Linked DNA regions of Homo sapiens: region 2 is linked to region 1. The links are chromatin loops, found by intact Hi-C in ENCODE. Cell type or tissue: endothelial cell of umbilical vein. All regions are shown on one strand. Each heading gives the region's core, and the rest is flanking DNA. Links, peaks and the distances in the headings are about the cores only.

Region 1 (16,641 bases), core at 5,907-10,906:
GTATAATTATGATGGTAAGCCTGTTTTTTTTTTTTTAAGTAAGCCATTCTTAAAAAAATGAGCCATTCTTGCCCTACCTACAAGTTACTTGTGGAGAGCTCACTCTCTGTAATTTTAATTCTACATTTTCTGTTCCTCAGAGTTGCTTTTTAGAAAAGTCTTTATTTGGAAGTACTAAATTGAAGGGGAAAAAGTCAATGTGCTTTTAAAGGTAGATTGTCCAGATTGATTTTTAAATTTTATTCTAGTTCTATTTTTGAACATCATTTAGTAACAAAATATTAGTTGTATCCTTGATAATAGAGAATAAATTATAAGTCCTATACTCCCTGAAATAGACCTCACTGATAAAAAGTCAATTCGAGCCCATTTACAAGAACATAAAAAAGTATATATTTAACAAAAGTGTACAATACTTGTATACTGAAAACAATAAAATATTGTTCAGTCAAAATAAAAAAAGACCTAAATCAATAGAGGGATATATTATATTTATGGATTAGAAGATTCAATATTGTAAATATGCCAATTAGTCCATAACAGAGGTCAAAAACCTATGGCCCATGGACCAAATGGAGCCCACTGCCTGCTTTTGTAAATAAAGTTTTATTGGAACACAGCCATACCCTAAAACATGATCTTGTTCACTGCTTTTTCTGTGGAGTAAAAGCTATTTAAAATGTATTTCCTTCCCTTAACTTACATATTACCTACGGCTGCTTTTGCTCTCAAAACCTAAAATATTTATGATCTGACTCTTAAATGAAAAAGTTTGTGAATTCCAGATCTGTGCATTAACATAGTCTCAGTCAAAATCCTTATGACTTTTTTTTTGTGTAGAAACTGACAAGCTGATTCTAAATTTGCACAGAAATGCAAAGAACCTAGAATAGTTGACAGTCTTGAAAAAGAACAATCTTCGAGAACTAATACTGTCATTTTTAAACTTAAGCTGGGCTGCTTAGGGCCCTGTCATCCAGTGGTGTTTTTCTAAGCTGTGTTTCTCCTCCTTCATGCTCCTAACCTTTGAGAAAGTCCCAGCTCAGAAGACTCATTTCCTTCCTGAGTTTGTATGAGGAGAGGAGACAAATCTTCACTGCACAGCTCCTGGGACATAATTCAGTTCTGATGAAGGGCTGCAGGCAGGTGAAGGTGGAAGAGAGCAACTTGCCTTACTAAAACTCGGTGCCCTCTAAGGAAGGTTGGTACAGATGAGTGCTCTGGGCAAAGCCTTTCGTAGGATGATTTGTGGGCCAAACAGGTCCCTGACTAGAGTGTCCCTCTCCCATTGGGGTTCTTCCACTTTGACCTCCTCTGTTACAACCATTTATGACCCCATTGCTTCCGCTTTCCCTCTAGGGCTCAAGTGTGGGCAAAATCAAAACCCCTTTCTTTTCCTTGTTTGTATTACCTCCCGTATCTCCCAAGATCCTCTACCCAATTAAGTCCTCTGGCCTCAAAACAAAGTAGTAAATTGATGAACTTTCTTATTTCATATTTCAGAAGAGGCAAAAGGGCCTCTTCTGAAAGCAATGGAATATAAAAATCAGCGTAATCAAGGAAAATATAAAACCCTGATTGACTGATTTATAAAACCCAGCTTTCTGATCTGATTTTGCCAGAATTATTAACAAGACACTCCATTTCTGTTTGACCCATATTTTTTCTCTGATCTGTGTCATCTCCAGGTAGTTTTCCAATACTTAGAAACTGATGTAGCTCTTCCCGGACATTTCTCAGTATTTTGCCCCATCTGAGGACTGGCACCCAATGCCTTAAAAACTAAACTTTTTCATGACTCAAACTCCCAGATATCGTAGAGTCTGCCCTTACTTCAAGGTCCATTTGGAGCAACAAGCCTAGTGCATAAATTACTTAAAGCATAGTGGTGGTTGACACCTTCCATTCCCAGTCATTACCTAGCTTTGTCAGTATGATACGGTAGCTACGGTGAAATGGTTCTGAAGCCAGTCACCCTGGGTTCAAGTCTTAGTTCTACCTTGGCTAGCTCTACAACTTTGGGCAAGTTAGTTAACCTCTCCCTGCCTCAGTCTTCTCATCAGTAAAATGAGGATAATAATAGTGCCTACCTTGTAAAATCCTACCTTGGAAGGTCATGATGAGTATCCATTGGGAAGATAAACAAAATAGAATTAGGAATCAAGACTTATTTGCCACTTAAAAAATATCATTAATTCTTTCCAAGCCTAGTTTATCAGTTCTGCCCACTTTGGAGTTAACACTGAATAGGTGAGGAGGCAGGTTACTTCTGATAATACTCAGTTGTGTAGGGAGAGGGCCTATCCCCAGAAGAAGTAGAGAATAATCTGAATACGAGGTGGGCAGCGTGATGAGCAGAGAACAGTCTGGTCACATCACTAGAGGTATCCTCTTCAGACATGGTAATAATGCTGTGGAAATGTTTCCCCTGCACTGTCTGGCTCACTGTCTAATCAAGTCTCCAAAGAATGGAAACTGAGTCAACTTTTCCTTGTTGTGTTGCTGTATCTTTTCCCCTCTCCAAAGAGAGGAAGCAAAGCCCTTTATCTACTTGGAAACTGTGTCTTAGGTACTTTACAGATTTTCTTTCTCTAAGGAGATCTGGTTATCATCCCCTTTCATCAAATTTATGATACTCCTCTGAACTCTCTCCAAGTACTGCATTTTCTTCCATGCTGTGGACCACAGCTGGATGGGATGCTCTCCCCAGGGTCTCACAGTGACCATGTTAAAAAGGCTGTTCCTGTCCCACGAAGCCTCCTTAGCATCCCATTTGGTGCCCAGTCTAACTGTAAGTATACATCACTCCTGAGTTTTTCTATCTTATTTTCTGATATTCAAGTACTTGTATATTAAATCATTTGAAAAATGTCTATCATGATTACAAAGCCTGTTTTGCTATTTCAGAAAAATTTATTGTGTTCCAGTGGACGTATCTGCTGTTGAAAACAGAATTCTCCACTCTGAGGATGAACCACAGGGGGTCATAAAAATTGCATTCTGCAGTGTTTTTTCTATTTTCTATTCATGCATGTCTTCCTGATTTAGAAATTATTCAAATTTCCCAAAGAGGAAATGATTTTAAATAAAATGGTTAAAATATTCTAATGTAGTCATATTTCTGTTAGGGTTGAATGAATGTTAAAAACAGGAGTTTCAAGCATCTAAAAGTGAAGGTATAGACAGAAAAACTAAAGTGTAAGAGGGAGAGGAAGGAAGCACTGTGATTTCTACTCAACACATGACCATTCAGGCTATTCAAGAAGTAATAGGGTTTTAGATGACCCATAAATATGAAAGATAGACTGATGGGGAAAAGGGCCCAAGGTATGGTAGTGGGATGCAGACATCTCTTTACCTAACCCTGTCTTTGCTGTTAGAGTGCCTTCTACCAGGGAAGGCTTCCTTTCTCCAGCAGTAAAGCTTCTTAACGAAAGCAGTTTGGATATGGAAACGTATGCCCATTTGCGATCTCAAAAAACAAAGTGGACATAAAACATACTATCAGTATTATTTTCCTACTACTTCAGCATGAAAAAAATTATTATTTTTGAAGTTTCACTGCTTCAGAATCAAAAGGGCTGAAAAACATAATTATTGACACATAAAAAAAGAAATTCCTAACAACCTGTCTTAATCAGGTTCTGCTAGCAGTTGTAACAAATAACCTCTAAATCTTGGGACTTTAGAAAAAGTTTCTTTCTTTCTCTCATCACAGGGCAGTGCAGGTCTCTGCTGTGGTGGGTGGGCAGGGCAGTTCTCCTCTACAGTCATTCAGGCTTCTTACACCTTGAGGTTCTGTCACCTTTCAGTACCCTGGAGTCCTCCTACTTCCCCTGCATCTGGCTGGCAGAGAGGAAGGGAGAGGGAGGGAGTGGAGGATTGGGCTTGGCAGCAGTGTCCATTGTTCCCACCAATATTCTTCTGGCCTAACTGCAAGAGAGACTGGGAAATATAATTTAGCTGTGTGCTCAGAAAGAACAGGATATAGGTTTGATAAGTATTCATCCAGTCTCTGTCATATAATCTAAATTAAAGATCACATATTAGCAGCAGGCAAGCTAAATGTTGTCCACAGATGCGTTTCCTTTTGGCCTGCATCAAGTGGTTTAAAAAGTCAATTTTGTTCAAAAACTTTAATATGGGAAGATTTCACACTTAAAAATAAAAAGAAAATCTAGTATTTTTGGTTCCTTTCAACAAATCAGAAAATCTTGTGGGCCTGCCTTTTCTTTTGTCATGAAATGGCTGAAATTAAGTAGCAGCTGCCCCTTAGCTTAGGTCTACAGTCTCCAGTTCACCCTTGTTGGGGCTCAGAAAATGATACCCCGAAATATGGTGCTCTGATATGCTGAACTAAAGTGTACTCATCTGATGGGTTCTTCCTGTTTGCTGCACAGGCAAAACCAATTCACTGAGACCATGGTATTGCAGTAAAGAAACAGTTTAATTAATGCAAGACTGGCCATGCAAGAGAACTGGAGTTATCACTGGAATCAGTCTCCCCAAAGGCTCAGAGATTAGGGTTTTTATGGTCAATTTGGTGGGCAGGCGACTAGGGAATGGGTGCTGCTGACTGATTGAGGATGTAATCATAAGCATGTGGAAAATGATCCTGTGCATTGAGTCTGCCTCTGGGTGGGTGCAGGGGTTATGGGACCAGTTGAACGATGAGTCATGAGTCTTGGTGGGGTCAGTCAATTGCCGGAATGCAACAGTCTATAAAACATCTCAAAAGACCAATCTTAGGTTCTATAATAGTGACCTATAGGAGCAATTGGGAAAGCCACAAATCTTGTGACCTCTGGCCATCTGACTCCTGAATAGTAAGCGATTATAGAAACTATGCATACATTTTAGCAGAATTTGGGCCCCTCCCATAATAGTAATCTTGTAGCCTTTCATCAGTTTTACAAAGGCAGTGTCAGCCCCCAAACAAGGAGGACGCAGTTTAAGAGAGGGAGTATTATCATCCTTGCTTCAAAGTTAAACCATCAACTAAATTTCTCCCATGGTTAGCTTGGCCTATGCCCAGGAATGAGTGAAGACAGCCAGCCTGGGAGGCTAGATTGGGCCAACCATGCTGGACTTCTCTCACTGTCATAATCTTTGCAAAGGTGATTTCAAAAGTCATAGCCTCAAGGTCTCTATGATCCTCTTCCTCCCCCTCAACCCTGCCCTGTCTCTCAGCCTTATGTCTCTCCCAAAGCACAGGATGAGGCTTTACTCTGATATTCCCTTATCTACTTTAAGACCAGACTTGCCAAAGGAAACACAGTTGCCTTCCATCCCCTCCCTAAAATCCAGAAAATAAGATTGAGAAATGCAATCACACTTGGAAAGACTTTTTCACAAGATAATGTCTGCGCCTCTGGCTCATTCAAATTATGAAGAGAATAATTTACAAGTTAATTTCTGTCTCCCATACTGCCCTTCAAAAAATCATTTACTACTCCTTAAAATTGTTACACCCCATCTCTGCTTCCCTTAGGAAGAAGGGCATATAAGCATCTAGACCTCACTGGGTTATTGAGCAATCATTCTGCGGTTTCCATGTGCTATGCATGTTAAATAAGCAGCATGCCTTTTCTCTTACTAATCTGTTTATTGTCAGTTCATTTTCAGCAAACCTTCAGAGGGTAGAAGGGAAGCTTTCACCTGGCCCTTACACCCTGAAGCCTGTTTCAGTCACTCATTTGCCTGGCCTTTGGAGATGCTTACACTTGCATTCTCTGGTCTGCATGATGATTTATTCTTTTTTTTTTTTTTTTTTGAGACAGAGTCTTGCTCTGTCTAACAGGCTGGAGTGCAGTGGCACGATCTCGGCTCATTGCAACCTCCGCCTCCCAGATTCAAGTGATTCTCCTGCCTCAGCCTCCTGAGTAGCTGGGACTACAGGCGCCCGCCACCACGCCAGGCTGATTTTTGGTATTTTTAATAGAGACAGGGTTTCTCCGTGTTAGCCAGGATGGTCTCTATCTCCTGACCTCGTGATCCGCCCCCCTTGGCCTCCCAAAGTGCTGGGATTACAGGCGTTATTCTTTTTTATAGTCTAGATCTTGTCATTAATATGTCAATACCAACAATTGACTGCTATGGATTGATTCAGTGTGTATTTGTTAGATTATGTTTTAGATCATAGTGAAAACCACTTGCCAACCCTGAAACTCTCTTTTTCTGTAGAAGTAATGGCTAATGTCCAATTATGAATGAATTGAGATGTTTTACTTTTAGCCTAATTGTATGCTTAGTCATAATTTATATTCTGAACTAAAATGGTAATCTATCAGAAATACTGTTGAATGTGAAAATTTTTCTTTTTTTTTCCTAGGATTAATAATGTTTGCTGGGCTTGTAATTTTAAGATCCTTTTTATGGACAAAGATCTTAAGCAAACAGGATGATCCTTAGGTTGACAGCAGAACAGTTAATGGAGACGTACTCTACTACTTTGTTGTTGACCACTGGCTATTTGGGGAACAGTGTCAGGTGGATTTGGCATGGCTATTAAAATAATCAACTTAAATAAAAAATACATCCCAATATAATTCCCTTGTAGTTCTTTTAGTTGGATTTGAAACTGTTCCACAACTGAAATTTGGAAAATCAAGTTATATTGAAGGTGGAGGGAGGAATGGTTGGCTGAATTTAAATGACAGATTTAATTGTTTTGTTTTGTTGGAGAATACTGTCTATAAATGTCTAAGAATTTGGTGTTAGAAGTTTGTACACTATTCTAAAAAGAAGGAAATAGAGGATCAAACTTACAGTTAACAAACTATTTGCAAAGAAAATATCTCTTAACACCCTAGAAAGGCAAAGAAAATTAATGTGAACACACCTAAGGGCAATTAACACTTATAAAATGAAAGTACATTATATTGACAGCTTTATCTTTTTTGTTTGCTTTTTTTAAAAAATGAACAGAGCTTGAAGTGTTAATTTTAAAAATCAGGGCTGGGCACAGTGGTTCATGCCTGTAATCCCAGCACTTTGGGAGGTCGAGGCGGGTGGATCACGAGGTCAGGAGATCTGAGACCATCCTGGCTAACACGGTGAAACCCCACCTCTACTAAAAATACAAAAAATTAGCTGGGGGTGGTGGTGGGCGCCTGTAGTCCCAGCTACTCGGGAGGCTGAGGCAGGAGAATGGCGCGAACCCGGGAGGTGGAGGTTGTAGTGAGCCGAGATCGTGCCACTGCACTCCAGCCTGGGTGACAGAGCGAGACTCCATCTCAAAAATAAATAAATAAATAAATAAATAAAAAAAATAATAAAAATCACCTGAGGGTATTTTAATGTTTCTGGTAAAATTACTGATGCTCATGATGGCAGCCTTTCTGGCACTTTTCAGTTTACATGTTTGGATTTGTAGTCATGCCTTGCTTAACTATGGGGATACGCTCTAAGAAATGCATCATTAGGCGATTTTGTCGTTGTGTGAACCTCATACAGTGTACTTATACAAACCTAGATGGTATAGCCTACTATACATCAATATCAAAGCTATATGGTATTGTGTATTGCTCCTAGACTACAAACCTGCACAGCATTTTACTGTACTGAAAACTGTTGGTCATTGAAACATAACAGTACCCAAATGGCATTTGTGTATCTGAACATATATAAACATAGAAAAGGTAAAAATACAGTGTTATTATCTTATGGGGTCACCGTCATATCTGTGGGGTCACCGTCATATTATATGGGGTCACGGTCTGTCAGTGACCAAAATGTCATTATGCAGTGCATAACTATACATACAAGTGACATAAATTCTGTGGAGAGAAGTTTTAAGCACATTTGTGAAACAAGCTACAGAAGAACTTTTGTTTTACATTTTTATTGTGTATTTGGATGAGGGGAATAAACTGCTGACATAATTTGCTGATGATTCAGAATTGGCTATCAGCAGAATTATAATCCTGGCGAAGATGGAGGAAAAAATATAGAGAGACCTCCTGTGACAAAAAATGAGTGGAAAATTGTCACAAAATCACTTTTGGTGGTGAGGGGTAAGGGGATTGCCCCTGGGGAAAAATAAGTCATTGGATCATGCGGGTTGAGAGAGGCCGAATGAAGAGCACCTGAATGCTCTTGGCTGTCTTACCCAGCCCCAAATCCTCACTCAACACCCAGAAATGGGAATTATCTCCTTGCCAAGATGGGGAAACTGAGTCTCAGATGGATCGACAAACTTGGCAAGGTCTATAAGCAAAATAATAGAGGATGTAGGAATTCAAACTCATGGCTTCCAGGCACCAAAGTCCTCACTGAGAAAAACAGGGTGAACATAGAAAAATGACACTCTGAGAGAGAGACCCATTGAAAAGAAGTGGACAGTGAGCTTGGGTTTTAAATGTGATTCACTGACCAGCTGACTGAGAGGAAGTTTCAAAAGGTCTGTAGCACAGTGGGCTGAGGGACACTGCAATTCTTCTCCCTTCAACTCCCAGAGACTAAGTCCAGCAGTATGGGCTTCAACCAGGGGCACTTTGGTACCAGAAGGATACAGGCTGGACAGATTCCAATAGAGCAATAAAAAGAGTAAAGGAAACAGAGATTTATCTGTCGAAGGATGCATGAGTCCAAGCACTTGTAGCTTGCATTAATGGGGAGGAGAGGACGATGGATGGCAACTCTTTGAAGTGTGTGTCTGCATTTAAGGAGTGATTAGCTTATAGCAGGAGTACATCCAGGAGTGGGAAGTGACGAAATGTGGATGAGAAACCTCTAAACTGATAGCAGAAAATGGTTTTTGGAAGAGTTACAGGGCAACTCCTTGAGGCTCTGATGTTTTTCACTTTTCCTGACTCACTTGTTTTCCAGGAGTCCCAGTGTCTCCTGAGGAAATCCCTTTCCCATTCAGCCGGCAGCTGCAGCAGGTGGGATGGGCCAGACCAGCCCTCTGGGGATGCTGATCCCAGGGAGCATCCAGGCCGGAAGGTCCAAACGGGCAAGTGACTCATTTGCTTTTCCTCCCTTGGTCATGTCTATGACTCATACACTTTCATTCAGTCCCAAGTATGAGAAAGGAACATCAAAAAGTCCAAGATGTTATCAAATATTTGATGAAAAAGAAAATTCCCCTCTCATATGACCCTTACAGAAAATGTTTATTTAGTCTTTTCATTTTGTTGACATTTCTTTGATTTATCAACATTGAGAAGGTACAGTGAGGAGAAGGAAGGCTGTTAAGTGAGACAAAGGAGGGTTAGGATGGCTCAGTCATTGCTCCCCCGAGGGAGTGATCTAAGCTGCTCACCCACAGACAGAAAGGGTAAATGGGCTAGCTCTTCATTAATAAGAAAGGACTCTTCGTTTGAGTAAGTGAGGAGTATTTACAGTGCTGTGTTTGTAATCACATGGTGCCTGTGTATAGATGGCTGGGAGACAGGATAAAGGGATGGGTGATTTAAAAGCATCAACTTTGGTATCAGATGGATCTGGAGTGGAATTATGGATCTGTCACTTATTAGCTGTGCAACCTTCAGCAAGATCCTTGAGTGCTCTGAGACTTAGCTTTCAGATCTATAAAATAACAATTATAAAAAAATAGCAGCAATGATAATGCCAACATGTCTATCATTGAGCTTCTACTTTGTACCAGACATTGATCTATGGATTTTACATATATTATCTCATTTTATCTTTCCAACAAACCAAAATATGGGTAGTACTATTGTCCGCATTTTATAGGTGTGGAAGCCGAGTCACTGAGGGCTGAAGGAACTTGCTCAAGGTCACGCAATTAGAAAGGAGCAAAATATCTTCCTCCTCAGATTGTTATGAGGCTTACTCAAGGTAAAGCAGCTAAAGAGATTAGTTCCCTGTAAATGTACAACAGTATATATGCTTACTTTTTCTTTTTCAAACTAAAGACAAGGAAGGGGGAATTCCCTTTCTAATTGTCCCAATTGCTATCTCCTTTTTTTTTTTTTTTTTTTTTTGAGATGGAGTCTCACTCTGTCGCCCAGACTGGAGTGCAGTAGCGTGATCTCGGCTCACTGCAACCTCTGCCTGCCAGGTTCAAGCAATTCTCCTGCCTCAGCCTCCAGAGTAGCTGGGACTGCAAGAACATGCCACCATGCCCAGCTAATTTTTTGTATTTTTAGTAGGGACGGGGTTTCACCATGCTGGTCTCGAACTCCTGGTCTTGTGATCTGCCCGCCTCGGTCTGCCAAAGTTCTGGGATTACAGGTGTAAGCCACAGTACCCGGCTGCCATCGACTTTTTTAAATAAGTAAGTGATTCTCTCTGCTATCAACGTCTGCTATCAATGCACAAGTAATTCACAGTATTCTTTATTTTTTAACACAAAGTTTTCAAAATTCATAGAGATTATTTGTAAGACAGCTGTGAGCAACATCTGATACTAGGCTAGGACATATCCCTCCGCTTTGTTCAAGAAACTGCTCTATACTTTTAATCAACTAAAATAAACATGTGGAAACCATTGAAAGCTTATTTTCTGTGAACTCGTTCACAAATATAGGGGCATACTTCAGAGTAAAATATAATATCTTCTCTACACATGCATCACGCAAACATGCATGCATGCACACACACACAACGTAACTCAGATGTTCAAACTGCCTTTGAAAGTGGCGTTGAGCAAAGCTGTCTTACCTAGTAGTGTTGCTATTCATCTTGGTTGGTGTATTAGACTGTTCAGGCTACCATAACGAAATACCACAGACTAGGTAGCTTAAGCAACAGAAACTCACTTTCTCACAGCACTGGAGGCTGAAAAGCCTCAGATCAGGGTGCTGGCCAATTTGGTTTCTGTTGAGGGCTCTCTTCATGGCTTGCAGACAACCACCTTCTCATTATGTCCTCACGTGGCCTTTCCTCAATACATGTATGTAGAGACCTTTCTCTCTCTCTCTTCCTCTTCTTATAAGGCCACCAGTCCTATCAGATTAGGACCTACTCTTACAACTTCAGTCCGTCTTAATCACTTTCTAAAAGCCCTATCTCTGAATACAGTCACATTAGAATGTAGGGTTTAAATATTTGAATCTCGGGGGTACAGAGTTCAGTGTATAGAAATTGGCTGAGGCTGGATTGTTTTTTATGCTGGGGCCTATGTATCTCAGAGAATCATTTATTAATAATTCAAATTTTCCATGTGGTCATCTTTAGAACAGTAATTGCCAAAGGGCTGTGAATCAGGTGTTTATTGTAGAACATGAACAGATGAAATGTAACAGATAAGGCTCCCTTGGTAAAGCAGAGTCTTGGAATACAGGGTGGTGGTGTTCTTTCTAAAAATAAGTCTTGGTGGCTATTGTGCTGCTAATACTGAGGGCATTTTAAAACGTAAACAGGGCCTAAAAGTAAAAGCTAGATCTGGAAAGGAAAGGGACTATTCTGCAGAAGGAACACATTCTTTCCAAGTGGTTTGCATAATTTCCTATGTCGCTTTCATGTTAGAGAAAACACATAGGTATTTTGGATGACTATGTAGACCAAGTTTTCATATCATCTCAGAAATATCACTGGGGCTGGTTTGGTTAATTGAAGAAGGCTTGTTAACTTTTCTTTCATGTGTAATTTAAAACTGGAAAATATGAACGTGCTATTTTCTTGCTTTCAGACTTTGTTACCTTCTGCCTTTGGACTTAGGCAGGCTCAAGCGGTGTATGTATATATGTCTGTATGTGAGTGGAGCTGGGGGAGTGGGGAGATGGGAGGGGTTGGACAAAAAAAATTAGAATTTGTCAATTGTAAAAGCCCTGGTAACATTCAGCTTCTTGTGTTCAATATAGGGCCTATTTATTAGGCTATTGTTCTGAGAGAGGATTTTCAAGAACAAATTTAAATCTCTCCTTCAAGAAACCAAAGGCCGGCCGGGCGCAGTGGCTCACGCCTGTAATCCCAGCACTTTGGGAGGCCGAGGCGGGTGGATCACGAGGTCAGGAGATCGTGATCCATCCTGGCTAACACGGTGAAACCCCGTCTCTACTAAAGATACAAAAAAAAAAAATTAGCTGGGCGTGGTGGCAGGCGCCTGTAGTCCCAGCTACTCAGGAGGCTGAGGCAGGAGAATGGTGTGAACCTGGGAGCTTGCAGTGAGCTGAGATCGCGCCACTGCACTCCAGCCTGGGTGACAAAGCGAGACTCCATCTCAAAAAAAAAGAAAAAAAAAAGAAGCCAAAGACCAAGACTGAAGACCCTATTGGTTCTCCCCATAGAGTAGAGAAGCCTCATGCTTCTCAGGACAGTAAGGCTACGGCTTCATGGCGGAAGGGTAAGTAATAGGTTTCACCCTATCTAGAGTAGAGTAGTACTCATGCATCTCTGGATCTCCACCAGGCCCTGGCCAGCCTGAGGGAGAGACTAGATCACCAGTTCACCAGCACCACAGTTCCCCAGGTGGGCAAGGATCCCTGTGCCAGAGATTCCAGCAGCTAGAGGACTCCCCCTGCACCTCCAGGAGGTCATGGAAACCTTAAGCTACAACCACCTTCTCCTCTCCCTCTTTTCCATTCACCACTTTAGGGGGAAAAACAGATGGGGAGGGAGAGTGGTGGGAACAGGAAAGGAAGGAGGAAGCCTTCTAGAAGGCTGAGAATTTGTGCCCAGGAGTAACTGTGACTCAAAGGCACGGTTTACATGACAAGTTAAGGCTAGGTCCGAAATCAGATAGGGCTAAATGTTAAATTTTTAAAGGTGTGCAACAGAAATGAGTTATCTTGTCAGATTAGTTATAGGAAAAGAAGCCACATCTTACATTCTATCTAGCTGTGCTTATGGACTGTAGCATGAGTGGATTTTGCTTCATTTGCTTCTTGTTTCATGAATGGCTAAGTGTGTGTTTATGTGTGTGTGTGAGATGTGGTAGGTGTGGTGGGGAAAGGAATAAAATATAGTTTCACTGGGAACATACTCAGTCACACATGAGTCCCACTAAAATGAAATTGTAGAAAACATCCCAAAGTATAAATGTATTTGGCAATTATATCAGACATTTTAGCATTAAATATCTCACTTCTCACTGGTTCCTCATGGCAGAGTCAAACCAGAGGACCTTAACCAGTGCTTTCCGAACACAGACGCCCACCCCCCAAAATGTGATTTGCAAAAGGACCGTAAGGCACACTCTCTACCACCATCACCATCTCCATCATTACTTGCAGCGAGCATCTACTAAGCTTACTCTATGTTAAGTACTCAGCATTCTCTACTAAATGCTTTACACGATCATATTCAGTCTTTGCAACAACCATACTAACATTATCCCCATTTTAAAGATGAGGGAACTGAGGCTCACAGATGAAGTAAGTATTTAAGCCAAGAATCAGGGTCATGTATTAATAGTTCCAAAGCCTATGCATGTTTTTTTCCATTCTACCATGCCATTTTCAAGCTTCTTTTGAAGATGACACTTTTAGAGAACTTTCTGGTATCTCTGAAGTTCAATTTTTGGGCTTTCTGTTCTCTAGGTTCTATGTCGATGTGGCTCAGAGCCAGTAGTGTAGGGTACAGGAGAAACCTTCATCACCTCATCTTCTCAGGGCCCTACTGCAAGCCAGCATCTCCCCTTCTTCCTCTCTGCTTCAAGATCCATGGAGGTATATTCTAATATTTTCTAGTATAGTTATCTTTATTTCAGTTGGTTAAGTATCAATTTTCTTATCTAATATCCTGAAGCACTTCTCTCTACCACCTGTCTTATTTTTATCCATCTCTAGGTATAAAGTTTTTGATAAAGAAAAGTGTCATTAGACACTACCTTCTCTTTATCAAAGGTTTTCCAGTACGTTAATAAGGCTTCTCTCTGGGAATGTTTTACAAATTTCAAATTGGATAATCAATTTAAAATATATGCAATCCAGCAAAGAGACAGCAAATACCACTAACGCTCTTCACTTGGTTTGGCCAAATCACTCACCTGGGAAAAAGTAGAAATACACCAAAATGCATTTAGAAAAATGTCTGGACTCTCAGAGCCCCAGTGTTTCCAGACAAACACTGACAGTTTTAGCTTTTCCTATTACCAAGGCAAAAGGTTTTGCTTTTGATTCTCAGCTTTACAGGTTTCTTTTACCTTTGTCAACCTAAGTTTTCCATATTTGTTAACCTCTTTTAAAGACATGCCATGTACAGTAGCGCTTCCTGGCTAGCATGCCCATCTTGTTCCCCAGCCCACTGTGCAGGCCTTGATCATTCTTTAAATCCCAGATCCTAGTTCCCTCTTCCATGAATCTTCCCAGACCTTCTCAGCTCCCATTCATTTCCCTTTCTTGGGAACCCTACAACACTCATTAAGTGAATCATTACTTCTGGCATTTAATTGTGTACTGCCTGAACTATTACTTATTATTTACATGTATGTATATCTTCTCTTTCCAGTGACAAAACCGGTTTCTTACACGGAGGTAATTTTGTTTTGCCACATATAAGTCCCTGCAGAATGACAAATAGACATTTAATAAATGCATATTGAATGGATGAAGGCACTTTGTTTCAAAGGGATAACCCTGGAGTTGATTTGACTCAGGAGAAAATACAGCTCACACAGCTCATTGGAATGCTTATTGTTTTGCCATTTCCTTGTAGTGGAAAGTCCCAGTCAGTTATCAATTAATAGTATCAACAACCATTTTATCTAGTGCTTAACAGGGGATGACATCCAGAGGTAACTTCACAGACAGAGCCTGTTGTGAAACAGGTTGAATTCTGCCACATTTTACTACCTTCCTGGTCTCAGACCAATCACTTAACTCCTGCAATGCCACATGTGGAAAATATATTCTGTTATCAATGAGTTTACAAGCCTGTGATACTACGCTCCAGAAGCCAGCAGGAATGTGATACTGGTGTAACTGAGCCCCTGGCTTTGCAAGTTTATACACTTAAGCATCTCTGAGTGAAAAGCAATTATATAAACACAAAGGAACCATTATTAGAGAAATCATATTTATGTTCCCATATTGTATGTGGTCAGAGGAAAGCAAGACAAGGGCAAGACTTGGGCAAGTGACAAGACGTATTAGCAGTGGCAGCAACAGTGCTGGGTAAACAGTTGTAAATCTCAAACGCTGAGCCGTGTTAACATTTTACAGAATGCTTTGATCCTTTTCAGTAAGATACAAAGCAAGAATAAATTCACACAGCCTCCTTGGAGGTCAGTGTGATTTCTCTGTTTCTGTGGAAAAGCACTAACTAGTCACATGCTAATTCACAGTTTGATGCTCATCAAACTGGAGCAGATGGTTAGAGGTAGGGATGACATACAAAAAAAAAAAAAAGAAAAAAAGAAAAAAAAAGAAGACTGGTTTCCCCAGAACCTGAATGGAGATCCTGCAGCTAAAAGAGGTCACCCATCTCTCTTTTGGGTGTTCTTTTTAGACATCCAAATGCAGACTGGATGGTGCCTTCCCAGAAGAGCATGTTGTGGGTCATCTCTCTGTGGGGATAACTGGGGAAGGAAGCTTCCTCCCAAAGGACATGCAGCCAGAGTATGGTTTTACAGTAGAATCTAAGAATATTAATAATTCGTTGAACATAAATGACCAAGGAGCTCTATTTCAGTAAGAAGTTTCCGGGAGAAGTTTCAAACTGTTGTAACTGCCAAGTATTAAGGGGCAAGATGCCACTAATTCCCAGTGGATTAAAAATACTGCTAGTTTTTCTCAAGGACATTTCAATCTTGGAAAGAGTATCAGTTTAGAAACACAAATTAAATACTATCTTTGAGATGAAATGAAACCTGAAGGAATTAGACAATTCACCAATAAGAAGGACTTTTCTCAAGTAATCTTTGAACTGTGTGTTCTAGAAAGGACTGTATGTACTGAGTGGAGGCAGGGGGATGAGAAGAGGAGCTGAGGAGGAGGAGTCTGAGGAATGTGGCCTGGGGCTACTCAGATAAATTGTTACAAAGGAGGAATGTGACCTAGGAACCAATCTCCATCTCTTGAGGTGTCTGGGCCAAAACATGTTTTATGACTTTGATGATAGAAAAAAATCTATGTATTTTGACTGCTGATATAATGAAGATCAAAGCTACACAATTTGGATGAAAAGAACCCTACTGTCATGTTTCAAGTTTTGCAAAATAAATGATGGAATGATCTTTAGATCACATGGCTGAATGTGAAGATTTGAGTACCTCACAAAAAAAGAATCTTGCAAATGTATACAGAGAAAATTATGATAATGCAAATAAAGCCCTTTAATTTATGTTGCATGAAAGAAGTTTAAAGTAGGAGTAAGTAAGCATGAGTCTATGTTAATAGAATAGCCACCATAAATAGGAATATTTATCCATTGTTTACAAATCCATAGAATTATTAGATGAAAACTATACCATTCTAAATATGTAGGACTCTTTATCATCCACTTACAAAAGTAATGGCTTTAGTATCTATTGTTTACTTATGTCTCTACCATTCCAGAAATTGAGTAGAGCAGGTAGCGCAGAGGGAGGGAGAAGCAGCTTCAGAGGTCAAGTCTTAATAGACAGGCCCTGGACCTTGACCTTTGGACACCCTAACTGGGCCTCTTCTACCAAACCAGACCATGAGTTGCCCCCAAACCAATTCTTCTGAAGTAACCAAATGTATCAATGAATGAATATTAAAATGAAACTTGAACAAGCCTCAAGTGCAAAGGGGACTAAGAATGGAGTCT
Region 2 (16,641 bases), core at 3,995-8,994, 70 kb before region 1:
TTCCTTCCTCCCAACCTCCAGTCACACTCTAAGGCTTCTGCCGGCAGCATCTAAGGGGAAATGAACCAGATGGCTTACCATATCCAAGAGCAGAGTATAGAAAGGTGGGCTTGGATCCAAGAGACAATAGATAAATAACCAACACGCAGAGAACAATGGAGAATTAACAGCTCATACAATGAGGGGAGAGGATTCTTTTCTCATATAATTATTTTCTTCTCTAAAAGAGTGATTCGTTAGATCTTAAACTAAATGTTGCTTAATTTTAGAATAACTTCAGGAATATTTTTATAAATCAGAAAAAAATCTTATTCCTTTATATATGCTAATTCTACATCTGAAAACATTTTTCGGTTCTTACATTGCTCCCACCTCCTTGACCCTTAGGTATAATGGAGAGAATTCTGCATCCTAGTATGCATACGCATTCCCACCTGGGTGCCTTTGCTCTGGGTGCCTTCCCACCCAGAGGCCCTTCTTTCCTCTTCTCTGCCTGAGTTCTATTCTTCTTCCATCAATGAAGCCTTTTCTGTGCACATCAGTTAACAGTGACATTTTCTTTCCTGCTTCTGAGTCCTCATGGGACGAATTTCCAGGTTATGCTTGGACACACTGTCTTGAGTAACCAGCTAAGTTTTCATAGATGTGTGCTCATGTCTATTTATTACATGGATGGTTCCTGACATGCCCAGACAGTGTGAAGCCTCAATGAATATCCGTTCATGACTGAGCCTCTATGGACATTTGAGAACAGCTTTAAAGTGAATAACTGTATAATAATTTTATGGAAAATATTCAAATTTTCCAGGAAAAGGGATGATCGGATGACAAGAACACCTCTGTTTCTGTCCCCATTATTTCTACTAGTCATTCACTTTTGCATGAGCCAGAGTTGATACTCTTATTAAATGCTTGGTGTTTGGAAAAGTTTGTGAGGCCAACATTTGCCTTAGGTACTGGTCAGACAAAGCTGAACCTGATGAGAGAGAAGAGGTCATCAGATTGCACATACTTAAAAAGTAAAGAAACTCTAGGTAGTCTTGCCTCCCACCCAGGCTTAAAGAGTTGGCATCAAGGTGCTCAAATGGACCCAACACAGAGACTGGCGATGCTTTCAGGTTTGGTTCTGTTTGCTGCTCTTATAAACTCATTTTGTGTCCAAGTGGCTTGCTCTGTCAGATGAAACCTTGGAAAGGTAAAAAATCCTTCTCAAGTCAAATTTTCATCTTCCTTTGAAATCTCTGAACCCATTAACTCGGGACATTAACCAGCACTTTCATGTTACCCACCTGAGACCACCTCTTGTTCAGCATCAACCATCTTTTTTTTTTTTTTTTTTTTTTTTTTTTTTTTTTTTGTGAAAGAGCATGCTTTATTTGGAAGCAGAGTGCTGCACAGTGACCGACAGATGAAGGCCACCCATTGGGCACTCACACATCGTACTCCAAAATACACACAGGATGCTTTGCTAATAAAAATCAATGGGAACAGGGATTCCTCTGGGCAACTCCCCCAACCTCATCCCTTTCAGGGGTTGGGAAATCTCCCAACCATCTTCCTGATGGCAGCGGTGGTTCACTAGAGATAAAGCCCCTCAGGGATGCCTTCGTGTTTCTTATAAAGAACACTTTCTATAGATTTTTTGAAGTCTTCATTTGTTGCTTTCATTCTATGTTCTCTTAAGGCCATCAGACCAGCTTCTGTACAGATTGCCTTGATGTCAGCACCAGAGAAGTCATCTTTAGCCATGATCAAGTCGTCCAGGGTTACATCATTGGCCAGTGTCATCCTGCTTGTGTGAATCTGAAAGATGTGCTTCTTAGTCTTTTCATCAGGCAGGTGGAACTCGATCTTCTTGTCAATGCGGCCTGGTCTGATAAGTACTGGATCCAAAGTTTCTACTTGTTTTGTGGCCATGATAACTTTCACATCTTCCCTAGAATCAAATCCACCCAATTGGTTCAACAGTTCCAATTCCAACATTGTTTGCTGAATTTCTCTCTCACCACCAGAATTGGAGTCATATCTTTTTGTCCCAATGGCTTCAATTTCATCAGTAAACATGATGGATGGTGCATGTTCTTCAGCAACTTGAAATACTTGCCGTACGAGTTTGGGCCCATCACCTAGGTACTTCTGAATAAGTTCAGAGCCAACCACTCTCAAGAAAGTGGCTGAGGTTTGGTTTGCTACTGCTTTGGCTAACAAGGTTTTTACCTGTGCCAGGTGGACCACAGAGAATGACCCCTTTAGGAGGCTTTGTACCCATCTCTTCATAATATTCAGGATGGGGGAGAGGAAGCTCCATAGATTCCTTAATTTCCTGAATTTGGTTGTCCAACCCCCCAGTATTGACATAGGTCTCCTGGGGGGCCTTCTCCACCTTCATCATTGTGACCAGGGGACCCGTATCATCCATCAGCACCCCTATCACCGCATGTACCTTGTGTCTGAGCAGAATCGAGCAGCCAGGTTCCAGCAGATCCTTCTCTACAAATGAAATAATGCTGTCATAGTGTTCTGAGCCCACAGATGTAGACACAATGGCATGATTGTCATCGATGATCTCTTCCAAGTTTCCTACTGACATTGGGGTCCCCCTCAGATCATCCACTTTTGATCTTCCCTCCTCTTGCTTTTCTTCTAATAGTTTTATTTGTTCCTGATTTCTAATGAATTCTTCCACCATGAGAAGGTAGTCTTTAATTCTCTCTAACTTCAGTAATTTTAACCGACACTGAGTGTGAAGTGTCACCAGTGGCAGTTTACTGGCAACATCTTGTCCCTTTGTTTTTTCTTCTTTTTCCGCCACTCTAGTTGGTACAAGAGGTTAGTACTTATTTTTCTTGTCCTTTTCATCCTTCTTGCCACGTCTAGGACCATGACCATCACCCTGACTTTGACCCACCTTGTCTTGGCCACTTGAGCTGCCACTGCTGGAAGTTCCTCCACCTCAACTATCATTTCTAAGTTCCTAATTTTTGATGCGTATTTTCTCTTGGGGATACTCACACTGGAAGGCTACCAACTTATATGTTTTCAAGAGAATAAACAGGTACTACATAAATGAATGAAGTGGGCTTGGTGTAAGACACTGGGGAGGGTAAAATATACAGAATGTCAGCTCTTGATGGGTGTTAAGGAGAGAAGTAAAGCAGGGAAAGGTGTTGGGATATGTACCTGTGGGACAGAGTAGGTGTGATGGTCAGGTTCCTGTGTCAGCTTGGCTAGGCTATAGTACCCAATGCTTAATCAAATACTAACCTAGGTGCTGCTGTGAAGGTATTTGGGGATGTGATGAACATTCACAAATAGTAGACTATAAGTAAAGCAGATTATCTTTCATAATGTGGTTGGGCCTCACCTCATCCCTTGAAGGCCTTAAGAGCAAAAATTGAGGTTTCCCAGAGAAGAAGAAATTCTGCCCTAAGACTAAAGCATCAACTCCCACCTATTCCAGCTGCTGGCCTTCCCTGCAGGCTTCAGACTTGCCAGGCTCCACAATCCCATGAGCCAATTCCTTGAAACAGATCTGAGTGTGTATGCATGTACATATTCACATATATGTACACACACACACACATACACACATTCACATCCTATTGGTGCTGTTTCTCTGGGAAATCCTGACTGATCCAGGCTCAATTTTGGATTCAGAAGCTTTTGGACATTCAGTTTGCTAATTTCAAGTCTTTGCTCAAGTGTCACATTCTCAGAGATGCCAGTCCAATCATTCTATTGAATATGAAAAATTAATCATCTTCCCAATCTGTATTCCTGATCCCCTGACCCCACTCTATTTCTTCCCACAGCAATGTAATTTTTCACATAACTGTGTTACTATTTGTGTTTATTTTCTATCACTCCTAGTATATAAGCTTCATGATAGCAGGTGTCATAGGATGACTTCCCTGGGAACAAAACTCTGAGCTGGAGATTTGTGTGCAAGGAGGGTTATGGCGGTGGGTGCTCTCAGGCACAGCAGCCACAGGGTGTGAAGGAAGCAAGATTGGGCACAGAGAAGACTTGAACTGTGATTCAGTTGCAACAGAGGTCTCCACTGATTCCCAGGGGAGCCCTGAAGCTGGGGAAGTGCTTCAGGGATGTCCTGAATTGAGACAAAGGGGGCGGGCCCCAAATCAGCCAGTCATTGGATGCAGAGTGTCCCCAGGAAGGGGACACAGCTCCCTTTGGCCAAGGGCAATTCATAGGGAGGACTCAATGTGGGTCATCAGCCAGTAACAATCCTGGCAGCTGGGGAATGAGCAGAGTGACCCTGAACAAGGATCTGGGCAGTGCACCTGGCAGGCAGCAGCCATCTTTATTTCTCTATTGCTGCATCCTCAGTTCCCAGGACAGGGCCAGGATTGTTGAATGGATGGGTGGGTGGATGAATGAATGAATGAATGAATGAATTGTTTTCAGAAAGGTCGGCATGTACAAACAGGATATGGCCACTGCTCTCAGTTGATGGGCAGAATGACAAGAGGATAAAAATAGAAAATAGGCTAATATGATCACAAAAACCATTAAGGCAGTAAAAAACAAAGAATGATAAATGAGAGAATAGAGGCTTAGGGCTATTCGAGGGAAGGGCAGTAAATACATTTATATGACAGGGCTTAGGGCTATTCGAGGGAGGAGCACTAAATACATTTATATGACAGAGTTTCCATGTCTTACACACAGATCCTGAGCAGTTGTAGGCCCAGGGTGTGCTGTTACTGGCCTGAGCAGGACCCAGGGTTAAAGAAAGCATCCTGCGAACACAAGGAACAACTGGCTCCCGTGACAGAACTTTTAACCAGCCTTTTCTCAAATCTGTTGACTTAACGCAGGCCAGGGAATTCTTTGAAAGGCAACATGGCTATAAATCAGCAAGTCCTGCGAACGTGCATTCCAGGGTCTTGGAGGAAAGGGCTGCACACAAAAGCACCTCTTCTAAGTCTTCAGGAATGCTGTGGTGAGTGGCCCTGGAGGTCTCGGGGTTAGACTCTGGGGCTGGGAATGAAAAGCATCCAGGAAAGGGGAGAAGGGAAGCCCCAGCAGAGCAGCGCAGCTTGCTTCTAAGGACAGCAATGGACACCTAACACCCGGAGTGGTGCCTAGCAGATTCTAGTCACTCAATGAATGTCTGCTGAGTGACTGAAGAATAGTCAGGGACCTTGATTCTGGCCCTAGTTCTGTCATTCACTTGCCATGTGACCTTCAGGAGGTCTCTTTGCTTCTCTGAGTCTTGTTCATCCTGTCTGTAAAATATTGGGCTTAAGCACAAATGGAATCTTTGGGAATGAATGGCTCATGACAGTCTGAATTTATTTACTTTATTTATTTTTGAAATGGGGTCTCACTCTGTTGCTCAGGCTGGAGTGCAGTGGCACCATCATGGCTCAACCTCCTGGGCTCAGGTGATCCTCCCACCTCAGCCTCCTGAGTAGCTTGGACCACAGGCGTGCACCACCATGCCCAGCTAATTTTTGTATTTTTTCTAGAGACAGGGTTTCACCATGTTGCCCAGGCTAGTCTCAAATTCCTGGGCTCAAGCAATCTGCCCACCTCAGCCTCCCAAAGTGCTGGGATTACAGTTGTGAGCCACAACGCCAGCTGAATTAAAAAGCATTTGAAGAGGTGCCTGAAGCTGTGGAAGGCAGGAGACGTAAGAAGCCCATATGGCAGAGTTTCCTGAGCTAATGTGAGCACATGCGATGATCGGGGCTGCTAAGGGAAGTAAGCAATTCCTGCTATGGCTGCCACACCCCAGTGGGACTTGCAGGGGAATAACAGGACACTGCTGTGTCCACCACTCCAGGAGAAATGTCTCTTCCAGAGCTGCTGAAAACACAACAGATCTCCCTCTGGGGCAGCCTGACGCCAGAGGCCGAGGGGAAAGAGGAAAGTGCTGTCTGATGCCCACTGCAACTTCCATTCTATCTGAGGCAGGCCATTTCCTAAGGCTTGGAGGCTGGCAGAATGGCAATCAATTTCAGTCAACTGCCTGCTCACTTCCATCAGTGGCTTGATGTGGCACAAAGAATGACAGGCTCCCACTCAGAATAGGAGAGTTCAAATTCTAGCTTTTCTAACCCCTGCAAATCTGGCAACTGACTGAATTTCTCTGGATCTATAAAATGGGACTAATTCTGTCTACATCACAGGTATGATTAAACTGGAGAAGATTTGTATGAAACCAGCACAAGTTTCCCCCCCCCACCCCTTCTCTCCCTTTCTCCCTCTACCTTCACTCCTTCCTTCTGTGCAAGCCAGCCTAGCTAGCTGGAACAGGACATAAACAAGGCCAAGGGCATGAGTTTGATGCCCATATAGGACCAGAGTCCTGGATAGACAACTCGCAAGTTGTGTGCTCATGCTTCTCATCACAGAACAAAGGCAGTTTGCCACTGACCAGTGTCACTGTGGACAAATACTATTTATTCAGCAAGGATGCCAAGCATTTTTAATCCCTGACTCGTCAGGAAGAAGAATTTGGCAAAGGGGGGAATGGGGGTGGGGAATAAATGGGAATAAATCCAAGTGAGGCAAGAATGTAATTAGGAGGGTCAGATTCTACTGCTCTGGAGCACAGAAGGAGAAGGGAGGAGGTGGTCCTTTCCCTTGGAAGAATTGGCACAAGGACCCCAATTCTCCCTTTGTAAACCTGGAAAAGAGAGCCCCTTGAAAAATTTTGGGGTTTTCATTCTCCCTCCTGGAGTTGCTCTGAATCCCATGGCTGTGGATCCCTGCGGAGTGGTGATATAATGGAAATGAGTCCTCAAATATCTCCATTTGCACTAAGCAGTTTTTGTGTGCCATGTGGCTGTAAGTGTAAGTACTATCATGCAGGAGGTATGTCCATTTTTTACTTAAATCTGTGTCCTTATATTAAAAGTAGTTGGAGTTTAGACCCACATGACAGCCAGGCCTGATAGTTGGGTTCCCTATTTCATTTGACACTCTCTTTTGCCCCATATGTCTCCACACTAGGGGTTCAGCAGCCTAGCCATGGGAATGGACTTCATAGAGGCTCCTTCTTCTTGGCTGGGGGCCCTGGACCCTGATGAGGGCTGCCCAGAGCCTTCCCCTGCAGTGTCACCTTCTTGTGAGCTGAGTCTGAGGAGGTGCTTGGCTTCCCCCACCGTGTAGAGATGGTGGCCCGCGTGGTGACAGTCATTTGCTTTCCCTGCTTTGGTTGGTTGCCTCACTCTGCCTGCTCCCTTCTTTTCCTCCAGCTCTTTCTTCCCCATCACAATGCCTTGTTATGATCTCCTCTTCCCCTCCCCATGATGCTAGAAACTGCCTCTTGTCTCACCACCCCTTTCTTCTTTTCCCAAGATTCCTGCCTCCTCTTCGAGCTCTCTCACTCCAAGTTTAAGCCGTGAGAATTTCCTTCTCTGCAGTACCGAAAGATGCTCTTAATACCAGCTCCTGCTCCAGTGGGCCCAAAAAATTCCTCCAGGCAAGTGGGCACAGAGATCATCTTGAGAACTGAATAAGTTTAAAGGGGGAGAAAGTGGCATTAATTGAGCCCTAACTCTTTGCTAGGGAACTTGCATGCAATATACATCTAATCTTCACAGCATTCTTTTGAGATCCTTTACTACCGCTTTGTGGATGAGCAAATTGATGCTCAGAGAAGGTAAGTGCCTAACCTGAGGCCTCAGTTAGTGAATGGCAGTCATCATCTTTTCCCAGTCTGTCTGACTCTGGAGTCATTCTCATTTCTACACTTCCGCCCCTCGCTGAATCCACAGTAATCTTCACATTCACCTCTGGCTAATGCAATTCCATCTTGATTCTTAGGAAAATATGATGTGTCAGGTTGAATTTTAAACACAGCATCTGTATTAATCCCTTTCCATGCTGCTGATAAAGACATATGAGAAACTGGGAACAAAAAGAGGTTTAATTGGACTTACAGTTCCACATGGCTGGGGAGGCCTCAGGATCATGGCGGGAGGAGGAAGGCACTTCTTACATGGTGGTGGCAAGAGAAAAATGAGAAAGGAGCAAAAGCAGAAGGTCCTGATAAACCCGTCAGATCTCACGAGACTTATTCACTATCAGGAGAATAGCACGGGAAAGATCAGCCCCCATGATTCAATTACTTCCCCTTGGGTCTTTCCCACAACATGTGGGAATTCTGGGATATACAATTCAAGTTGAGATTTGGGTGGGGACACAGCCAAACCATATCAGCATCCTAGAAATTAAAGTTGGAGAAGCAGAAATAAATGTGTCAAGATGATTTGTAGGATGACAATGAGATGAGACACAAGCTCCGATGACTTGAGTTGAAAAATGCTAAATGTGTGTGTATTTTGTGTTTTGGGGCATGTGTGTGTGTGTATGTGAGAGAGAGAGAGAGAAAGTGAGAGAGAGAGAGAGAGAGAGAATAAATCCAGCAAATTAATAAAAGCATCAATCTAAGGCCACTGGTCCTGAATGCTAGGGCAAGATGAGAAAGCAGCTCAGGAAGTGATTATAATGAACAGAGAGACTCTGACCTGGAAGAAATCTTGTTACTCAGGATCAGGAAAATGTTAAACTCTTCTCAGCTAGTGTTTTTTTTATTAAAACATGCTGCATATAATTAATCACTCATAAATATACATTAAATAAGATGTCTGTAAAAGACACACATATAAAACAAGGTCATGTATTGTTTGGTTTATGAAATGTTGTGACCAGAGGCTGGAAGGAGCCTGGCTCTTCCCAGGAGCAGTGATTCAGTGTTCACTAATTCATTGTCTGCAGAGACTTTATAGACTAGACCATAACTAGGCTGAATAACAAGAATTGACTGTTTCCTGTCTTGTTTACTGTTGTCTCTCCCACTAGACAGTGTGGTGTACAAGGACAGGCGTTATGTCTGTTTTCCTCACCCCTAGATCCCTGCAACCCCTGGCACATAGTAAGTGCCAATAAGTGATTTTTTGTTTGAATGAATGAATGAAAGAGGAGGAGAATCATGAAAGTGTAGGGTCATAGAAGCCAGGAGAGTTTTTAGTACTAACGAGTCATTAACAACGTAGACAAAGCAGAGGGATTGGTGAGGGAAGGAGGGGAAGTGCCCATTTGCTGGCATATGGGAGCCTGGGAGACTGGTTTCAGCTGAGGAAGGAGGGGAAGTGCCCATTAGCTGGCATATGGGAGCCTGGGAGACTGGTTTCAGCTGAGGAAGGAGGGCAGAAGCCAGGCTGTAGCAACTGAGGAATGGACAATGAGGAAGAAGAAAGAGTGTAGGCTACATTTTTGAAAGTTTGGGTGAGAAGGGGAGGAAAGGGATTTGATAGAAGCTAGAGGAGCACCTGATCAAGGGGTGGGTGTTTCAGACCTGGAGAAGTGCTCTCATAATTATAAGCTTTGGGGGCAAGCATCCCAGAGGGAGGAAGAGGCTGGGCGTGTAGCACCTGGAAAGAAAGGAATGTGGCTCAGGGCAAAGGTTAACTCTGAACAAGAAGAGGAAGATCTAAGCTGCAGCAGCTAGGGAAAAGGAAAAATGGATGAGTGTGAATGTAAATGTACTTACAGTGAAGGGGGCAGGAAGGTGAAACGGGTCCTTCCTGATCACCTTGGTGTCTCCTGGTGCATTAGGAGGCCAGGTGTGATGTAAGAGAAGGAGAGAGAGGTCTTGTGAAGACTGAGCTGAGGCTTGGTGAAGGTGAGGGAGTTCACGCTGGATGAATCAAAGGATTATTGGATAGATTGATGCTGGAGGTCCAGGATGCTGTGTTGGCCTTCGCAGCCAGGGTGAAAGGAGCAGATGAGGCTGGTTATGGTGCTGCTGCCCAGCCTGTATGTTTTGCTGGGCAGGTGCAGTAGGAGGATTGTGGTGTGAGGGAGCTGAAGAATCTGTGAGAGAAGAGGACTTGTGATCAACAATGAAGTTCAGGCTGGAGCAGGCTGATGACTAGGAGAAGACAGAGGATCAGGGGCTTGTGGTGTCTCTGAGGTAGAAGAGCAGATATGGAGGGATGAGGAGATGAGATGGGGGGTCAGGGTTTCATGAGGGAAAGCTTCAGGTGATGATCAAGCCCAGAGTGTCACCATGCCTGTGGGTGGGCAGCTGAAGGTCAGTAGAGTTCCTGGTATTCAGGAGATCCAGGGATTGCATGGATCCAGTCATCCAGCTAGTCTTGCATTGATTTCGCATCGGTTTAGTCTTGACTGATTTTTGCATTGATTAGATCTTGCACTGAATAAGCTTTTTACTGTGGTTTTTCAGGCCTGAGGCAGGTGACAGTGAAACAACCTGTTGAGGTTGTTTCAGTGAGATTGTTAAGCATCATATGTCCAAGGGAAATATTAATTTCACCAAGTCAGACATATGTAAGACAGCCATCCTTTCCTCTATATATCACACAAAGCTAAATGGATCTATTATTTGAAAGAAACTTGAAAGAAAATTTTGCATATCTACAAGGAGTGTGGTATGAAGGAAAAAAGATTAACATATCCAAATAATGGTCCTGGCTCTGTCACTAACTAACCTTGTGATCCTGGGCAGGTTTAACACTCTGGGCCCCAGTTTACAGACACCTACTGCCTCCAGAACAGTTCTTCCCAGTCTGACTTCTTAACCCATCGTATTCAGGCTTTCATCCCCAGCACAACCTACCTGCCCATTGAGAACTGTTAGTGACTCCAAATGGTCCATCCCGGTGGCTTCTTACCTGGTCTTGATCTCCTTGACTTCAGAGAGAGTGGCACTTGGCATTGTGGGCCATCGCCTCTGCAGATTCTTCTTCTTCTTTTTTTTTTTTTTTTGAGACGGAGTCTTGCTCTGTCTCCCAGGCTGGAGTGCAGTGGCGCAATCTCTCACTGCAAGCTCCGCCTCCCGGGTTCACGCCATTCTCCTGCCTCAGCCTCCCGAGTAGCTGGGACTACAGGCGCCCGCCACCACGCCCGGCTAATTTTTTGTATTTTTAGTAGGGACAGGGTTTCACCGCGTTAACCAGGACGGTCTCGATCTGCTGACCTCATGATCCGCCCGCCTCGACCTCCCAAAGTGCTGGGATTACAGGCGCGAGCCACCGTGCCCGGCCCAGATTCTTCTTAACTTTGCTTCAGAAGCGCCATCCTTGAGGTTCTCCTACTCAGCACCTATATGTCCTTCTCTGTTTCCTGCATCCTCAGACAGTTGATCCCAAGGATGGACCCTTCCTCTTTCCAGGGCTCCTCCCTTGGCATTCTCTTTCAGTTGCTTAATTTCAGTCATTACCTCCTTGCAAGGGATTTAGTTCTTTATCTTCAGCTCTGGCTTTTGTCCCTTGTTCTAGTTGAAGTTTCCAAGTGCCTGTTGGACATCTCTGCCAGCACTAGGAAATTCACTAGTTGCAAACCAGAATGCATTTTTTTTTCCCTGTTATCCCTCTCTGTTTCATATTTCTATCCATGGAACCATTGTTCTCCTGTCACTCAAAGTATTTTCTCTCTCTCTTTTTTTTTTTTTTTGCAAATAACTGTACTCTAAAAGAATCATAACACCTTGGAGAAGTTCATCTGAAAGGGATCCCAGAGGTGGTATCTCACAGTGGGAGGCATTGTGGCTATAGGCAGGTGTGGCCTGTGGACTTGAGTCAATCTGTATTTGAATGCTGGCTTAGTTACTTGCTTGCCGAGTGGCCTTTGGAAAGTTACTTAACTTCTCTGTGCCTCAGTTTCACACTTGTAAAATAGAGATAATACCTTAAAAGGTTATTGTTAGCATCAATTAGATGATGTATGTGAAGTCCTTAGTAAAGGGCCTATAACTTATTAAATATTCAATGAATAATATTTATTATCAAGGATACTACCCACTCATTTTTCAGATGGTGAAACTGATGACCGAAGAGATAAGTGAATAACAGGGTAAGAGTTGGGACTAGAAACGTGTCCGATGACTTCAAGATCTGTGTGCCTACCTACATTTTTTTTTTTTGAGATGAAGTCTCCTTCTGTCACCCAGGCTGGAGTGCAGTGGCGTGATCTCAGCTCATTGCAACATCTGCCTCCCGGGTTCAAGCGACCTCAGTCTCCTAAGTAGCTGGGTCTACAGGCATGTGCCACCATGCCCAGCTAATTTTTCTATTTTTAGTAGAGATGGGGTTTCGCCATGTTGGCCAGGCTGGTCTTGAACTCCTGACCTCAGGTTACCCACCTGCCTTGGCCTCCCAGAGTGCTGGGATTACAGGCGTGAGCCACCGTGCCCAGCCCTACCTACATTTTTTAAGGCAATTTATGTATAAGCTAGGGAGTAATGATTGGAAACAGTAAGAAAACCATCTTTGGAGGGGTTTATTTTTATATCTGAAGTTCCTCCGGGAAGGGGTCATGTCTCTAACTTGCTGTCAAGTCTTAATTATTTATGCTAATTGGGACCAAGAAAACTTGGTTAAATGAAAAGTCCATATAGTCTCCAAATGCCTTTTAAATAACAACTTCAACCTTTTCTTTAATTATCATTTATCTGTTTGTTGGAGGTACTACAACAATGTAGAAACAGAACATGAAAAATAGCAAAATGCTTGAGTCACAGATTTCTAACTATGTTTCAAAAGAGAATTACAAATAAGTTCAGCTCAAAAGAAATCTCAAAGATTTTGAAAAATAGACATGGAATGAAGGCATTGTGATATATAAAAATAAATGAAAGAAATTCCACATACATTGTTATCAATGTCTGGAAGTGCTCCATGTTTGGGAGGAGATTAGCCCCTGGTTGCTAATGCTGTTTTTCATATTTACTTATCTTGTTAACTTCATTAAACCTAACAGGAAATAATTTCAGCATCACAGCTAATTTATTTTGACATCCCAAGAGTGCTATTTTATTTTTTTAAATTGTGCCTGCTGCTTTCTATCAAACCATACCCCAACTGAAGGGGCATCTGTTATTGGAATGTCTTTTCAAAAATAACAGTGGAGTCTAAATGTCTGGAAGGTTTACAATAAAATCTTCTATTTGGAGCCAACATTTGCGATGGGAGGCTTGGGTTTATTTTACTTTATTTTTTAAGTCTTTCCAGACTTTTGAGAAAGTCATCATGTGTGATCATGTTTCTTCAGCTGAATGTGGTCAATTCAATCTGGCTCACTGAGGGTTGGGGAAGGGGAATCTCCCAGGAGGCATGAAGTAAACAGCATGTTCTGGATGTGTCTATTGGGCAGAGGTATGAGTTCCAGGTTTTGTTTCTTTTTGAGTTAGAGTCTTGCTCTGTCACCCAGGCTGGAGTGTCACAACTCACTGCAGCCTCCAACCTCTGGGCTCAAATAATCCTCCTGCCTCAGCCTTCTGAGTAACTAGGACTACAGGTGTGTGCCACCATGCCTGGCTATTTTTTTTCTTTTTTTGTAGAGATGGAGTCTCACTATGTTGCCTAGGCTGGTCTTGAACTCTTGGCCTCAAACAATCCTCCCAAAGTGCTGGGATTACAGGTGTGACACACCACTGCACCCAGATGAATGCCATGACTTTTAAAGGGAACTCCTTATTTCTACCTAGAGTCAGTTTCCAGTGGCTTCTGTTTTGAACAGTTTGGTCATCCTGTTACAGTAGGTAGCTAGTCAGATATGAGCAGGGCAGGAAAGGGCCCCCTGCCTCCCACTAGGAATGTCAGGCGACCATCAGGTGATGGTTGGAGGTTGTTAAACTGCCTCTCTAAAATAATAATTGGTCGTAGCCAGCGCCAGGGAAAGGCAGTCTCCCAACAGATTAAAAAAACCGGGCCAGACGTGGTGGCTCATGCTTGTAATCCCAGCACTTTGGGAGGCCGAGGCAGGTGGATCACTTGAGGTCAGGAGTTCAAGACCAGCCTGGCCAACATGGTGAAACCCCGTCTCTACTAAAAATACAAAAATTAGCTGGGTGTGGTGGCACGTGCTTGTAATCTCAGCTACTTGGGAGGCTGAGGCAGGAGAATCACTTGAACCTGGGAGGCGGAGGTTGCAGTGAGCTGAGAACAAGCCATTGCACTCCAGCCTGGGTGACAAGAGTGAAACTCCGTCTCAAACAAAACAAACAAACAAACAAACAAACACCAAAAAACCCCTGAAACTGGTGATTAGCAGCTTCTCAATAAGATCTCAGGAGTTGGGTGAGTGGGCTCAAGCATGTGGACTGAGAGGTAAAATGGCGGAGTTTAACTGGTATATGACCTTCCGGGAACATTCTACTGGCAAGGAAGAAAGCCTCAAGTGAGCATGCATGTAATTCCAGTAAACACTGTGCATGCTCCCCTCCCAATCACTAGCAGGCTGCTGCACATGAAGATGGCCCACCCCAAAGAAGAGTCATGGGAAAAGCAACGGAAGACCCTGGAAGCATGGCAACATATAAAACCCCAAATCAAAAGGTCAAACCATGCACTTGATCTCTCAAGTCGCCCGCTTGATCCTCTTCCAAGTGTACTTTTCTTCCTTTCTTTCCTGCTCTAAAGCTTTTCAATAAACTTTCACTCCTGCTCTAATACTTGCCTCTGTCTCTCCTTCTGCCTTATGTCCCTCAGTTGAATTCTTTCTTCTAAGGAAGCAAGAACTCAGGTTTCTGCAGACCTGTACGGATTCACTGATGGTAACAGACCTGGTGCCATGTGACTCAGATACATTCCACTGCTAACAATCCAGCAAACATTTCATGTTTGTTTGATACCTGCTAATAATATAGTAGCATCCAGAGGCAAGAGAAAGGTGTGGGGGGGACCACATGTCCCCTTATTCCCAACCTGACTACTAGAGAGTATGGCATGTTAAAATGAAAGTAAGGCTTGGATTGAATTTTGGCAGACACATAAATTAATATTTATTCATAAACATGAAAACAAATGCAAAACTATTTTGAAGGCAGAATGGACCAGCCTAGGAAAATGATCAGATCTTCATGCAGTTAAAAATGCAGGACCATCGAGAAGTGAGACCTGAAGATGGTAATAAACTGCTGGGCGTGCCAGATTCTGCAGGCCAGGGTGGTAGAGCTGTGCTCCTTCTGCCTATCCCTTATGCCAAGTAAGAAACCCTCTGGGTTAGATTTTGACAAACTATTTGAAGTGCTAAATAACCACCTTTGAAGGTTATTGATTCCTGATTGGGATTCCTAATAGCTAATTAACTGCCCTGAGGGGTAGGGGTAGATTCCTGATTAGGATACTTTGAATGTTTGCTAACTGCTGATAAACGTTTGCTAACTACTGCTAAATGTTTGCTAACTGCTGCTAAGAGTTAATTTATATACACACTACAGCATACTGTTCATAGCCAAATACAGCATCACTGTTTTCCCAATCTCCCAAGCTAGACATCTCAAAGTCATGCTTGTCACTGCCAAATGCCTTGCCCGTCAACAGTTCTGACATGTCTAACAGTCATCATCTCTCAAATTTGGCTTCTCCTCTTATCTCCAGAGCCATTGGCTTAGTTTCAGCCCTTATCAGAAACTTTCCTTGAATTACTGTAACTGCCTCCTAACTGCTCATCTTAACCTTCCTGTCTTCCTATAGTTCATTCCCTACTCCAGAGTTCTTACCCTAAAAACAAGTCTGACCCTGTCACTCCCCTGCATAAATTTTTTTCAGGGTTCCCAGGGCCTACTGAATAGTATCAAACCTCCTTAGCTGATCTCAAGGCACCTACAATATGGCACCTTATGCTCCAGACTGCACAAGCATTTCACAATTTCCCAAATATTCTGATCGGGTTTATTCAGATCACTGGCAGGTGCAGTTCCTGGTTTCATTACCTGGCAACATTGCTCCTTATTTGAAGGCCTTCTTTATTTTCCTTCGCCTGAGAAGGGGACAGGTCGTTGTTTGTTCAGGTCTTTGTGTTCCCACAGCCCTTTCTATTTATATTCATGGATAGTAGCTACTATGTCATGTAAATTAAGGTTGTCAGGTACAATGGAGGATGCCCAATTAATTTTGAATTTCAGATAAATAATGAATAATTTGTATTACACATAGGTCTCATGCCATATTTAGAACATATATGAAACAATTATTTGTTATGTATCTAAACTTCAGATTGAGCTGAGCATTCTAATTTTTATTTGCTAAATCTGGCAAGCCTAGCTGTGTTGTAATTCAACTGTGTATGTGTCTGTTACACTTCACTGTGAACTCCTGAAAGGCACTTGTGTCCAAGTGAGAAACCAGACTACAAGCTCCTATGGGATACATGTTACTCAAATAGAAAAAAAGATGGAAAAAAAGAGATAGATCAAAAGATAAATAAATGTCACTACTTGTCTTTTTTACATTTGGAAAAATTAAAAAAAAAATGTCAGGCTACATGAAAGATCCAAGTGATAGTGCACCCTATATCCAGCATTTTCTTTTTTTAAGAGATGGGGTTTCACTCTGTCACCCAGACTGGAGTACAGTGGTGCAGTCATAACTCACTGCAGCCTCAAACTCCTGGTCTCAAGTGATCTCCTGCCTCAGTCTCCCAAGTAGCTGGGACTGCAGGGATACACCACCATGCACAGCTATTTTTTCTTCTTTTTTGTAGAAACAGGGTCTTGCTGTGTTTCCCAGTTGGTCTCAAACTCCTGGCCTCAAGAGATTCTTATCATCCTCCCAAAGCATTAGGATTATGGGCATGAGCCACAGCGCCCAGCCCTAGCAATATTTTGAAAATCAAAAGCATTTCCAAAAATAAGGGATAAAA

What was found. Peaks named below come from ENCODE experiments on the same cell type or tissue, not always from the same donor. Only the 100,000 strongest peaks of a DNase experiment are listed, where the experiment ranks them.
Region 2: a loop joins it to region 1, with 7 times the contacts of the local background. A loop is called at or near these places in 13 of 110 quality-filtered maps.

Annotation. Positions count from the first base shown.
Region 1 is chr5:56,341,774-56,358,414 of GRCh38, forward strand. It overlaps LOC105378977 (a long non-coding RNA gene), which reads left to right. Exons shown (of 3, transcript XR_948342.3): 3 at 8,830-9,289. Among named protein-coding and RNA genes, the nearest start is that of ANKRD55, 120 kb to the left of the region's middle. RefSeq lists an enhancer at 8,443-9,642. In endothelial cell of umbilical vein, for the core only: no CTCF peak of the experiment used is centred there; a DNase peak (open chromatin) is centred at 8,988; H3K27ac peaks cover 2,122 bases.
Region 2 is chr5:56,273,721-56,290,361 of GRCh38, forward strand. It overlaps the pseudogene PSMC1P4. Among named protein-coding and RNA genes, the nearest start is that of ANKRD55, 49 kb to the left of the region's middle. RefSeq lists an enhancer at 5,754-6,357. In endothelial cell of umbilical vein, for the core only: no CTCF peak of the experiment used is centred there; DNase peaks (open chromatin) are centred at 4,861, 5,831 and 6,421; H3K27ac peaks cover 2,825 bases.